4 separate regions of the Homo sapiens genome follow, and all the other regions are linked to region 3. A link is a contact called in ENCODE Hi-C or POLR2A ChIA-PET data. All regions are on one chromosome and are shown on one strand. The core of a region is the stretch at or near the end of the contact, and the rest is flanking DNA. Distances in the headings are between cores, read along the strand shown.

Region 1 (3,075 bases), core at 44-2,543, 190 kb before region 3:
GTGTTTAACCACCCTGTCATCATATCTCCACAGGAGCTCCAGGTACAATTGACAGCTGGGAATGTGCCTGACAATTAAGACTAAATGCTGTGTACACATCTCAGATAATTCAGTAAATGTCTCAATAGCCCTGAGAGACATGCACCTAAAAATCAAAGCTATGTCTGACCCCACATTATCACCAGGTCAATGGTTGGCATCCTGTTGCAGGTGAGGACTGTTCTCACCTGGAAAGAAGCTATTTACAACTTTGGCCCTAGTTGCAATGATAGACATACTTCTCTGCTGTGGATTTTTCTGCTGTTTCACCTTCTATATGGGAATGCAAGACAGACTTCCCCAGAGACTTTCCAGACCTTACACCATATTGGTCCAACTACTCATAAATATTTCCAACTCCAAGTGGATCGGTTCCATTCTGATGACTAATCACAATGCCCTCTTTCAGCAGGAAGTAGCCAGCATGAATGTGGCATCCAAATCCCATAGAAATGGAATGGAATTTGACAGTGGGAAACTGTAATTGAGTACCACATTTTTTTTTTTTGAGACAAAGTCTTGCTGTGTCGCCCAGGCTGGAGTGCAGTGGCGTGAGCTCAGCTGCAACCTCCGCCTTGTGGGTTGAAGCGATTCTCCTGCCTCAGCCTCCCAAGTAGCTGGGACTACAGGCACCTGCCACCACGCCCGGCTAATTTTTGTATTTTTAGTAGAGACGGGGTTTCACTGTGTTGGCCAGGCTGGTCTTGAACTTCCGACCTTGTGATCTGCCTGCCTCAGCTTCCCAAAGTGCTGGGATTACAGGTTTGAGCCACTGTGCCTGGCCAGAGTACCCCATTTTTAAAGAAAAAAAAGGATTTTTTTCCTTTTTCTTTTCCCCCCATCTCCTACTTAACTCTTTAGGAATGCAACTGTAACCTCCCTACATGGCAAGCTTATCTAACAATATGTTTACTTAGAAGTTCCAGGGACTGAACCTTGAAACAAATCAGGCACCCCCAGAATTCTCTCCCATCAGATTGCCTTGAGACAATGGTCAATTTCTCTTCTCACGATGGTGACAGCTAGAACACCTGATAGATAAGACATCAAAGCATGTCACATAGACCCCACACCTCCTTGCCCCCCACCTTTATGTCATTCACATCAAGCCCCCCTTTAAAAGTCCCTGCTTTCTGTCCTGAAAGCTGAAGCAATACCCTTAAGGCAGGAACCTGTACCTCTTCCCCTCACCTGAGCTCTGGAATAAAGTCACCTTCTTTCTACCAGAACTTGCTCTTGTTAATTGGACTCTGCAAGCGTGGAGTGACTGGACCTGTGTTTGGGTATAAAACCTTCATTATAAATTCACTGTTCCCTTATAAAACTCTCACCCTGTAAAACTTCTTTGTCTTCTGTTTTTTTTTTTTTTTTTTTTTTTTTTTCAGAGACAGGGTCTTCTCTCCCAGGCTGTAGGAGTGCAAAGGCACAATCATAGCTCAGTGCAGCCTCAAACTCCTGGGCTCAAGTGATCCTCCTGCCTCAGCTTCCTGAGTGGCTGGGACTACAGGTGCACACCACCAGGCCCAGCTAACTAAAATTTTGTTTTGTTTTGTTTTTGTTTTGCTGGGTGTGGTGGCTGACGCCTGTAATCCCAATACTTTGGGAGGCCGAGGTGGGCGGATCACCTGAGGTCAGGAGTTTGAGGCCACCTTGGCTAACATAGTGAAACCCCGTCTCTACTAAAAATACAAAAATTAGCCGGGCGTGGTGGCACGCACCTGTAATCCCAGCTACTTGGGAGGCTGAGGCAGAACTCGGGAGGTGGAGGTTGAAGTGAGCCAAGATCCTGCCACTGCACTCCAGCCTGGGTGACACAGCGAGACTCTCTCAAAAAAAAAAAAAAAAAAAAAAAATTTTTTTCTTTTGGTAGAGATGGGGTTTTGCTACAATGTTGCCCATGCTGGTCTTGAATTCCTGGGCTCAGGTGATCCTCCCACCTCTGCCCCCCAAAGTAAAACTTCTGTTAGCTCTCTCACTGTTCCTTTTATAATATCCTTTACTTCGTCCCTATGAATCCTGCGGGGTCCTGCTGTAAACCTTTCCTGTTCGCCCATAAGCTCCCTGCCCCTTTAGCTCCTCTAAGACCTTATTTGACCACCTATTCACTCCTCTTGCTGGGACTATAGGCGCCCGCCACCACGCCCGGCTAATTTTTGTATTTGTAGTAGAGACAGGGTTTCAGTCTCTACTTCTTTGTCACCTTACAAAGTCCTGCCCTGTCTCCCTCTAACACCTCTCAACTTCTGAAACCAGCTTTCTGACTCTTTGAACTCCCTCTCCAACCACGTACAACAGCCTTCCTGTTCTAAACCCGTGCCCTTGTGACATATGTCTGTGTCCACTTATATCACCCCTGAGGTTCCTTTATGATACCCTTTCTGCTCTCATCATTTCCCCTCTACTCTAACACTCCTCCTCCTACTCCTGCCCTCCTGGAACATTCCCAGGAGGGCACCTAGGTCTGGCACTATGCTCTTCCTTGATCACCAACCACAGGGGATTACCATGGCGGCCAGGCAGGCCCCGCCTCCTAGCCTGTCTCTCTACTTCTACTGGCCAATTGGAGGTGGTATGTCATAGGGTGGGAACCAACACCTGGCTTCTGATTGGTTTGATGGGGTGACAGCTCCTTCTACTCTCTCAAGTGATTGGCCAATTGAGGAATCCCTGGTTCCACCTTCAAAACAGACCTATAAATAAGCCTCATTTCCTTGATCATCTTTGTTTAAAGATTCCTCCTGAGCATCTTGAGAGAAAAGCACTACTTGGGGCAAGAGTGATGTAGGCCTCGGAGTCTTGTGTTTCAGGAAAAACACAATGCATTTTCTCTGCTCTCATACCACAACAGTCAACACAGAAGAGTTCTTTGATCAAATGTGTGGGTTCCCCCCTTTTTCCCCACCCCCTCAAGCCCCTCCAACACCAAGCAAACAATCATTTCTTTTCTTCCTTCCTTTCCTTTCCTTTCTTTCCTTCATTCTTTCCCCCTTCCCTTCCCCTCCCCTCCCTTTCCCTTTCCCCTTCCCTTCCCCTTCC
Region 2 (3,264 bases), core at 264-2,763, 250 kb after region 3:
GCAGGACAGTTGTTTTCTCAGCTCCTCCACCCATTCTCCTCTGACACAGGGCACTTCCCTTCGCTGAGCCTCAGTTTCCTCATCAGTAAAATGGGCAAGACAACAGGTGTGACTGACTGTCAGAGGCAAAGCCTAACTGACCTAACACACACCACACCTGCCACACAGAAAGAACGATCAATACCCCCCTGTGGTTCCCATCTTTCAGGAGACACTTTCCAGGCAAGGCTGAGATGTTGCCAACTCTTTGGACTAACCCCAGCTCAACAGCTTTGCCTAACTGTGTAATGCCTGGGGACTCTGGGAGCCTAGGTTTCCTGGCTGCTGAGTAGAAAACCGACACCAATCTCCCCGCCAAATGAAACTCAGTGAGTTCTTCTTGGAGGTGAAATTGGAGGATGCTCAGCAGGACAGGCCCTGGCCAGACTCACTGGAAGCAGCCACCCGGGTCTGAGGTGTCCAAAGAGGGTGTAACGTCGCCCCGCCATAGGGATCCCCACTTCCTGGTGCCGGCTCAGCGGGAGGGTGACAGGGCAGGACAACGTTCACACGGGCCAACCACCCACCCCGCAGCACACGTGGGGCTGGCCTGGCTGGGGGCTCTGGGGCAGGGTGGAGGCCAGAGATGGGTCTTACCTCTGGTGGGGAGAATCAGGCCAACGATGGTGAGAAGACACAGGCGACCAGAGGGCGACATCTGTGGGACCAGGCGATGCTGGGGTCAGCCATGATGTCAGTGAGACCGACCTCCGGCAGCCCCCGGGGATCCTGCAGCCCTTTCCCTGCCCTGAGCAAAAACCTCTGGCTTCCAAGACCCCCTGCCAGGGGCTGACGGCTGGCCTCAGGGGAAAGGGGAGGGTCTTAGGTGGGGATACCAAACCGTCACCCTGCTTCCTTCCCCTGCAGGTCCCCAAAGAAAACAAGAAGCATGAGATAAATGGGTCTTCCAGCAGCTGCAAGGGCCGGCGGGCACTCCTGAAGCAGAGAAACACCTCCCTGCGCCTTCCGCCAGGCGCTTATCCCTCACTGGGACTGACGCAAGGAGGGGACTGGGGCAGAGGAGTAGATAGGAGGCCTCTTCCCTCCCCCAGGGGCCCAGAGCCCGGGAGTCGGCGAGGAGGGGAAGGAGGAAGAGTGAGTAACGCCTCCCGCGCTCAGAGGAAAAAGTGAGTTGGTGTCAGGGGCCGCCTTGCAGGGATGGCGCGCTGGAGAGACCTAAGAGGCACTGGTCCGAGGGGGGTGGCAGAGAGCTGGGGAGACTGAGGCAGGCGGGCGGGAGCGAGGCAGAGCGGCCCACTGTAGCCCAGGAGAGGAGGCAGAGAGATGTGGGCGTGGATGGGGGGCGGAGAGGAGCGGAAGGGGTCAAACCCCTACCCACCTGAGCCCGGCCCGTGGGCAGAGGGGCAGCGGATGGAGGTGGCGCACGAGAGGGACTTACGTCGGAGCTGGGGGTCCTAAGCCGGCAGCCTCGTGGAGAGAGGGACGCGGCGGTGGCTGCTGCGTCCAGGCGGAGGGTGTGGCCAGGGGAGCGCGAGCGGGCGGGGACCCAGACGGGCTCAGTCATTTCCTCTTGGGTTTCCTGGCTTCAGAGCCCGGGGTGGGAGCAGGAGGGGGAATCGCTGAGGGCGACGGGGGGCAGGGGTGAGGGCATAGTGGTGGGAGAGGGTGGGAACGGGGATGGGGCAGGCAGGTCTAGGGTGAGTGGACGCCTCTGAGAGAGCAGGGGGAGAAACGGGAGGGCTCTATTCTGGGGTCGCTGGAGGAAGGGAAAGGACAAATCCGGAGGTGTTGAGGAAGGAGAAGGGATTGAAGGGGGGCATCTCGGGGCACTGGGGGAGGAGAATGAAGAGGGGGCGACTCCGGGCACGCAGGGGAGAGCTACCCCAGGTTCAGTTCTGCACCCCTACCCACACCGTGCCCCACAGATGAGAACACACAGACAGAACAGAGGAAAAAACCAAATGCACATTTATTAAGCTCAAGACATGGACACTGAGGGGCCAGGGGGACGGATCTTCGGGGATGAGACAAGGAGGTGCAGGGGGGCCATACACGGGGATGCTGGGGGTGCTGGGCCGGGATGGACTCCCGGATCCCAGGAGCTGGAGGCCTGAGGCCCTGGGTCTGGGGTGCAGACGGGCTCTTTGGGGGATCGTCATTGCCAAGGCCTGGAGAGGGACAGCAGGGTGCAGCGGCTCCAGCCTTGGGGTGGGTGGGGCGGCTCATTCCGGGGAGCGCTCCCGGCGCGCGGCTGGGTCCCCACCGCCTCCACCCGGTCCTCAGGCTCCCGCGCTCAGGCAGGGTCGGCAGCGGAGTTTCCTCGGGAAGGTGTTACACGCCGCCGCCACCAGGGGCTGGGGAGAGAGGGGGTGCGTGAGCCACTAGAAAGGTGGAAACTGCCTCCCTCCCCACAGCTCGTTGGCTCTCCATTCCCCGGCACCATGGAAGCCAGACCCCAGGGACTGTCACCCCAGAGCTAACACTGAGGAGCTGTCTTGCCTCCCACACTCTAATGTCTTGTTCCCTTGGGGACACCTCCTGGCTGCTGTCATGGAGAGAAACACCTGCTACGGGGCTGGCGACCCCAGACCCAACCTGGGCTTTTGGGGCTATCCGCCTGCCAGAAAGGGAGTCCCCATCTCCCTTCCCATTTGCAATCTCCTCCTACACCCTCACTCCTTTCCTACACTCCCTGTCCTGAACATTTGGATACAACGGGAAGTCCCCCATTCCCCACCCGCTGCAGACCATCATTCACCTAGGATAGACCAGAAACCTGTGCAAAGTCTTCAGCTGTGCCCCAGGTGACAAGGCCAACCCCCATGCTGCCCCACGCATCCATAAGTGCCTTGTTCATGTTTTAAAACTCATTAAATAAACATGAAACAGGCCAAGCGCTGTGGCTCACGCCTGTAATCCAAGCACTTTGGGAGGCCGAGGATGGCGGATCGTTTGAGGTCAGGAGTTTGAGACCAGCCTGGCCAAAATGGTGAACCACCATCTCTGCTAAAGATATAAAAATTAGCCGGGTGTGGTGGTGTGTGCCTGTAGTCCCAGCTATTTGGGAGGCTGAGGCAGGAGAATCGCTTGAACCCAGGACGCAGAGGTTGCAGTGTTGTAATAAGCTGAGATCGTGCCACTGCACTCCAGCCTGGGCAACAGAGGACACAGCAAGACTCTGTCTCAAAAAAAAAAAAAAAAAAAAAAAAAAAAAGGAACGTGAAACAAATTCCACACCAAATACTTCTCAACCATTGAATAACC
Region 3 (3,223 bases), core at 519-3,018:
ATTTAAAATAAAACTTGTGGCTGGGAGCAGTGGCTCACACCTGTAATCCCAACACTTTGGGAAGCCAAGACAGGAGGATTGCTTGAGTCAAGGAGTTCAAGACCAGCCTGGGCAACACAGTGAGAGCCTTTCTCTACAAAACGTTAAGAAATTAGCTGGGCATGGCGGTGTGCACCTGTAGTCCTCGTTACTCTGGAGGCTGAGGCAGGAGGATCACTTGAGCCCAGGGGCTTCAAGGTTACAGTGAACCATGGTGGCACCACTGCAAACCAGCCTGGGCGACAGAACAAGACCCTGTCTCAAAAAAAAAAAAGTTTAAAAATGAATAAAATAATGAGGCCTTAACCTATGACAGATAGCATATCACCTGCTGGCCCATCTGTACATCTCATTCTGCATTCGAGAACTTCAGAAGTAGAGGACCAGATGAATGGGAGTGGCCCTGCCGCCACGGGGCTGAGCTCCACCGCTTTTGTCCTGCTCCTCCTCGCCAGGCCCTGACCATCTCTCCACTGACTTGTCCTGGCCCCTTTTCCATTTCTGTGGCCTCTTCCCTCTCCTCCTTGGAGAGTAGCCTGTCCTCTGCTCCCTGCATGCTCTCCTTCCATCCCGTCTCTTCCTGGGGTTATGATCCCAGCAACCTCTTCCCTGAGCCCAGGCGAGGTCAGGTCCCTTGCCTTTTCCTGCAGGTAGATGGGTGGGTTTTCAAAGATGTCTGGTTTCAGAAGCCGGTGGCATCTTGTCTAACTGGACCACCTTTTCCTTTTCCACCAACGGCAGGCTTTTATACCTGGAAGAGTCATGTGGTCAAAAAGAGGAAAGTCAGTGGTTGAGCTCTTTCTAAAGCAGCTTGACCTTCTGGGTCTCCCACCAGATTTTGTCCCCAACAGACTTATTTCACCCAGAGTCCAATTTTTTTTTTTTTGAGGCAGAGTCTTGCTCTATCACCCAGGCTGGAGTTTAGTGGTGCGATCTCAGCTCACTGCAACCTCTGCCTCCCTAGTTCAAGTGATTCTCCTACCCCAGCCTTCCAAGTAGTGGGATTACAGGTGTGCAACACCACGCCCGACTAATTTTTGTATTTTTTGTAGACAGGGTTTCACCATGTTGGCCAGGCTAGTCTCGAACTCCGAACCTCAAGTGATCCGCCTGCCTTGCCTCCCAAAGTGCTGGGATTACAGGCGTGAGCCACTGTGCTCAGCCCAGAATCCAAATTTGAACAGTTTTTTCAGGCTTCCTCCTCCCCCTACATTCCAAGAGGTTGAATTCTGTTTCCTTCCCATGGGCAATTATCCCACACGACTACACGCACATCCATCTCTCACTTCCGCTTTTTCTTTCTTTCTTTCTTATTTTGTTGTTGTTGTTTTGAGACAGGGTCCCACTCTGTTGCCCAGGCTAGAGTTCAGTGGTGCAATCGCGGCCCACTGCAGCCTTCACCTTTCGGGCTCAAGTGATCCTCACACCTCAGCCTCCCGAGAAGCTGGGCCACAGGTGCACGCCACTGCATCTGGCTAATTTTTTGTATTTTTGGCAGAGACGGGGTTTCACCATGTTACCAAGAGTTGTCGAACTCTTGAGCTCAGGCAGTCCACCCGCTTTGGCCTCCCAAAGTGCTAGGATTACAAGTGTGAGCCACCATGCCCAGCCCCAAGTTTGTTTTTAGAAAAAAAAACCTAGCATTGTCCCTTGCCTATAACAGACACTCAAATCCTTGTGGAATGTAAGGATGGAGGTTGGATGTGCCTGTGAATACTTGCTAGCTGATGACACAAGCAAAGAATGTGTCAGAACCTGCGCCTTTTGTCTCCTGTCCTTTATCTGCATTCTGTTGCCCGGGTTACTGGTATGGGGACATCTTTGGTGCTGAGGTCTAGGTTCCAATGAGTCAAAGGGAGAATTCAAACTAAGTTGTCTGGCAGCACCCCAAGACTGTGCTGACCTCACACACAGCTGTATCACGGGAGTGGGCAGTGCATCATCTCAAATCCAACTCAACTGAGCAATGGTTCGGGCTGAGTCACACCATGTATGAATCGGGGGGCGGGGGTATGTGGCTCCTCTCCAACAAGCCACACTGTCTGCTTCCCTGTCACAAAACACATGGAGCCGTTACTCTGTGTGAGGTACTGTTCTAGGAGCTGGAGACAAGAGTGAACAGGATGAACAGAAAACAAGTAGACAAACCAACAAGGCAATTTTACAGGAAGAAAGGAAGTAGGCCAGGCAAGGTGGCTCACGTCTGTGATCTCAACGCTTTGGGAGGCCCAGGCAGGAGGACTGCTTGAGGCCAGGAGTTCAAAACCAGCCTGGTCAACATAGCGATACCCCGTCTCTACAAAAAGTGAGATAAAAAGTCAGGCATGGTGGCTCACACCTATAATCCCAGCTACTTAGGAGGCTGAGGCAGGAGGAGGATTGCTTAAGGCTGGGTGTTTGAGACCAGCCTGGGCAACATAGTGAGATCCCCTGTCTCTACAAAAAAGGATAAAAATAAAAAATTAGCCAGGCATGGTGGTGCACACCTGTAGTCCTAGATACTCAGGAGGCTGAGGCGGGAGGATCACTTGAGCCTAGGAGTTGGAAATTAAAATGAACTATGATGGCACCACTCCAATCCAGTGGTCCTGTCTGGGGGAAAAAAAAGGGAAAGAAAATAAATCGGCTAGGCGTGGTGGGGTTCATGCCTGTAACCCCAGCACTTTGGGAAGCTGAGGCGGGCACATCACTTGAGGTCAGGAGTTTGAGACCAGCCTGGCCAACATGGTGAAACTCTGTCTCTACTAAAAATACAAAAATTAGCCAGGTATGGTGGCGGGCACTGGTAATCCCAGCTACTCAGGAGACTGGGGCAGGAGAATCACCTTAACCTGGGAGGCAGAGATTGCAGTCAGCCGAGATCATGCCACTGCACTCCAGCCTGGGCGACAGAGGAAGACTCTGCCTCAAAAAAAAAAAAAAAAAAGGACCAAAAATCAAACAACAACAACAACAACAACAAAAAGCAAGCAGGGAAATTGAGAGAGAGAGAGAGAGAGATGGGCAGGGCCTGTCAGGAAAGGCCTGGGACATTTGAATGGGTGAGAAGGAGCCACTATCTGAAGAGCGTTCCAGGTAGGGGCACCAGCGGGAACTTAGCCTGAACCATGGCTCGGTTGAGTTGGACTTGAGATGTCGCACCGCCCACTCCCATGATGCAGCTGTACGTGAGGTCAACACAGCC
Region 4 (3,379 bases), core at 801-3,300, 240 kb before region 3:
CTCCAGCTTCGCCCTCCCCGCAGTCTTTGCGGCCCTCTCACCTCGGTGGTTAGTTTTGGGGCATCGAGCCAAACTGGCACGGTCCGACTGCGGGCTCGGTTCGGAGCAAACGGTGAGAGCTGAGCTCTGGTACCGCTTCAAAGAGGTGGTGCCACCCGCATGCAGCCCCGGGTTCCAGGAGGTGGTACAGTCCGGGCCCGCGGGCCCGCCCCACGAAATGGTACAGTCCGTGCGCGGCTCCCCGCCCAGGCCACTGCCCCAGTAGGTATCGCCGTCGGGCCCCACAGAACAGTCCCAGCTGGTGTTGCTCCCGGCGGCCTGGGCGCGCGACCACGAGGTGGCCTCTCCCGCCACGGGGACGCAGTTCTGGCCCGCGGCGCCTTCGGAGCCGGCGGCGGGGATGGGGCCCGGGCCGAGAGGGGCGGGGCCCAGGGTCTGCGAGGCGCCGCTCCAAGAGTCCCAGGCTGTGCACGCCATGTCTGTCCAGTCCCCGGACCACGGAAGAGCCTGAGAGTCGGGCTCTGTGAGGAGTAACGGATCCCGAGTGAGGGGAGCCCAGGTGCCCCCTCAAAAACTCTAGGGTCTAAGCTCTCAACCCTGGCACTTGGGGCCCGGCTGACCCGGATCCAGGTCATGCCACCTTGAGGGCGCAGGTGTTCTCAGTCCTCAAAGATCAGGGAGTCTACACCTCTAGCCCCGGTGCCTCGGGACCCCAGTCCCCACCTCCCACCGCCTCTCCCCACACTCACCCGCCCCCCATGGAACTTCTGGGTGCAGTAACGCGGAGCCCCAGTCCAGCTGTGGGAAGCTTGCCAGGGATGAGCTTGTACCTGAGTTTAGGGAGGACTGTGAGCAATGAAAGAGACCCCTCAACTACCCACTCTCTAGTCTCTACTTGTCAGGGACTGGGAGTTATGGCCCCCCAGCCCGTATTTCAGCACCCCGCGCCCCCTTTTCCTTCACCCTCAGGGGTCAAGCACGCGGCCCCTCCCCACCCAGTCCCAGGAACCTAGGCACGCCCCCCTCCTCCCTTTGCCCTAGGATCCCAGCCTCCCCGCTTCTTCTCCAGCACTTAGGGGTCCCAGCCCGCAGCCACCTTTCCAGCATGTCTCTGCTGTCGCTGTCGGCGTGTCCCCTTGGAGTGCCAGATCAGGGAAACAGAAGCCTAATTTGGCTCCTTCTGCAGGCGATAAGGGGTTAGGGTCAGCAGAGGCCCCACCTGGACACCCTCCCCACACACGTTGTGGCAGCCTCGGCAGCCTACCAAGCCCTGCCAGCTTGTTCCCTGGAGGCACTTCCTGTGGGGATGCCTCATCCCAGTTCCACAGGTCCATGGATGCGATGAAGGCCTTCTGAATGTTCTGGGTCGGGAAAAGTCCAGATGGCAATGGGTGAGCTGGTGACACTTGGAGGCCCTGGAGTCTGGGCCCCAGCCCTAGCTTCCCTCAGAGCCAGGAGTCCAGGCCTCCGCTCCCTCCTTCCCCAGGAGCCTAAAATCTTGGTCCTGGGAGTGAGGGACCCCAGCTCTCTTCCTCTGTTAGACCCAGGAGTCCAGGCCCCCGGCTTCTTGGGAGTCTAGTCCCCCAGGTCCTTCCTAACCCAGACACCCAGGCATCTAGTCCTCAGTTCATCGCTCACCTCTGGCGGGTTCCTCTGCCCCCAGCCGGGGGTCTCAGCCCCATTTCATACCATGCACCCCCTCCCCCAAGGGCCTGGGCAAGGGGGAATTTTCCGAGACGTCAGAGCAGGGGTCGCAGCCAGGCTCAAGTTGCAGAGGCAGGGGCGGGGCCGAGCCTCGACCCCAGCCTCGGGGATAGGTGCTGGCCTCTGGGGCTGCCCTGCTGCAGGGGTGGCGTGGGCTTGGAGCGAGGCTTGGGGAACAGCGGGCTGGGTGAGGGCAGGGCGGAGGCTGGGAGAAGTTTACGGGGTGATGGGGGCGGGGCGGGGGGCTTGGTGAACGGGCTGTCTGCCTCAGGGTCTCGATCCTGCGACATGGGGGGAGTGAGGGGAGAGGGTCTGGGGTCAGCTGGGCTAAGCTGGGCTTATCTGCAACAGGAAGAGGGATTTCCGGCCAGATTCCCCCACCCGCCCCCAGCGTCAGCTGACGTCACAATCGGCAGAGTAACTGCGGGGGCGTGGAGCAGGAGTGAAGGCCCACCCAATCCTCCACCAGGCCCAGTAGGGAGGGCGTCCTGGGGCTGCTTCCCAGGAGTGCCAATCATAGCAATATTGACATCAACAATTTCAACAATAACAATAGTAGCAATAACGGCCAACATTAAATGAGGGCTCATTGTGTGAAACCAACTGTGCCATACCCCTTCATTGAATCCTTCTATGAGGCAAGTACAATACATACTCTCATTTGATGAAGGGGGAAGGTAAGGCAGGCATCCTCCCACTGCTCTCCTTCTCCAGACCCCATGCCCTTCCGCGCTGTAATAGTTTAGGACAATTGGGGAAACTGGAGTATGAACTGAATATGAAATATCATAGAATTCTTTTCTTAGATTTGATAATGGTATTCAGGAGGAAAGATATCATTTAGAAAATGAACTCAGAGATGAAATGTTATAATGTCTGTAACTTGTGGTTGGGCGCGGTGATTCACGCCTGTAATCCCAGCACTTTGGGAGGCTGAGGCGGGTGGATCATCTGAGGTCAGGAGTTCTAGATCAGCCTGTCCAACATGGTGAAACCCTGTCTCTACTAAAAATACAAAAAATTAGCCAGGCGTGGTGGCGGGTGCTTGTAATCCCAGCTACTCGGGAGGCTGAGGCAGGAGAATTGCTTGAACCAGGGAGATGGAGGTTGCAGTGAGCCAAGATCATGCCATTGCACTCCAGCCTGGGGAACAAGAGCGAAACTTCATCTCAAAAAAAGAAACAACAAAAAAAAAGTCTGTAACTTGCTCAAATAATTCAGCAAAAAACAACAAAAAACCACAGCTATACATGTAACATATACATACATACATGAAATATTTAGGACATACCTAAACTATAAAATTGTTCACGTAAAATTCAATAACTGGGTGTCCTATATATATATAAAATATTTTTCGAGATGGAGTCTCACTCTGTCGCCCAGGCTGGAGTGCAGTGGTGCGATCTCAGCTCACTGCAACCTCTGCCTCCCGGGTTCAAGCAATTCTGGTGCCTCAGCCTTCCAAGTAGCTGGGATTACAGGCAAGCACCACCATGCCCGGCTAATTTTTTGCATTTTTAGTAGAGATGGGGTTTTGCCATGTTGGCCAGGCTGGTCTCGAACTCCTGACCTCAAGTGATCCACTTGCCTCGGTCTCCCAAAGTGCTGGGATTACAGGCGTGAGCCACCATGCCTAGGCTAATTTTTGCATTTTTAGTAGAGATGGGGTTTT

What was found. A loop is a pair of places that touch in the nucleus more often than their neighbours do. ChIA-PET counts read pairs that join two places held with the same protein, here RNA polymerase II (POLR2A). Pooled maps may share reads with other maps.
Region 1: a pooled map shows a loop between it and region 3 (3-fold over the local background). The contact joins the promoter of LINC01766 here to the promoter of LINC01531 in region 3. A Hi-C loop is called at or near these places in 3 of 50 pooled maps. POLR2A ChIA-PET finds 5 or more read pairs at or near these places in 6 of 52 experiments (GM12878, H1, HEK293 and 3 more).
Region 2: a loop to region 3 is called in a pooled map, with 3 times the contacts of the local background. The contact joins the promoter of FXYD5 here to the promoter of LINC01531 in region 3. A Hi-C loop is called at or near these places in 4 of 50 pooled maps. POLR2A ChIA-PET finds 5 or more read pairs at or near these places in 2 of 52 experiments (HEK293 and activated CD8-positive, alpha-beta T cell).
Region 4: a loop to region 3 is called in a pooled map, with 4 times the contacts of the local background. The contact joins the promoter of ETV2 here to the promoter of LINC01531 in region 3. A Hi-C loop is called at or near these places in 3 of 50 pooled maps. POLR2A ChIA-PET finds 5 or more read pairs at or near these places in 2 of 52 experiments (HEK293T and Panc1).

The regions. Positions count from the first base shown.
Region 1 is chr19:35,596,113-35,599,187 of GRCh38, reverse strand. LINC01766 (long intergenic non-protein coding RNA 1766) reads right to left here and starts at 1,293. Exons shown (of 3, transcript NR_110750.1): 1 at 1,231-1,293. RefSeq lists an enhancer at 2,397-2,536.
Region 2 is chr19:35,152,984-35,156,247 of GRCh38, reverse strand. FXYD5 (FXYD domain containing ion transport regulator 5) reads right to left here and starts at 1,513. Exons shown (of 9, transcript NM_014164.6): 1 at 1,439-1,513; 2 at 637-697. The coding sequence starts at 697. FXYD7 (FXYD domain containing ion transport regulator 7) reads right to left here. Exons shown (of 6, transcript NM_022006.2): 6 at 1,946-2,354. The coding sequence ends at 2,332. RefSeq lists enhancers at 573-742, 1,681-2,545.
Region 3 is chr19:35,404,152-35,407,374 of GRCh38, reverse strand. It overlaps LINC01531 (long intergenic non-protein coding RNA 1531), which reads right to left and starts at 1,768. Exons shown (of 5, transcript NR_040046.1): 1 at 1,694-1,768; 2 at 1-790.
Region 4 is chr19:35,640,416-35,643,794 of GRCh38, reverse strand. ETV2 (ETS variant transcription factor 2) reads right to left here and starts at 2,050. Exons shown (of 7, transcript NM_014209.4): 1 at 1,639-2,050; 2 at 1,265-1,361; 3 at 1,097-1,180; 4 at 750-830; 5 at 42-521. The coding sequence starts at 1,334. RefSeq lists a silencer at 246-525 and an enhancer at 1,179-1,894.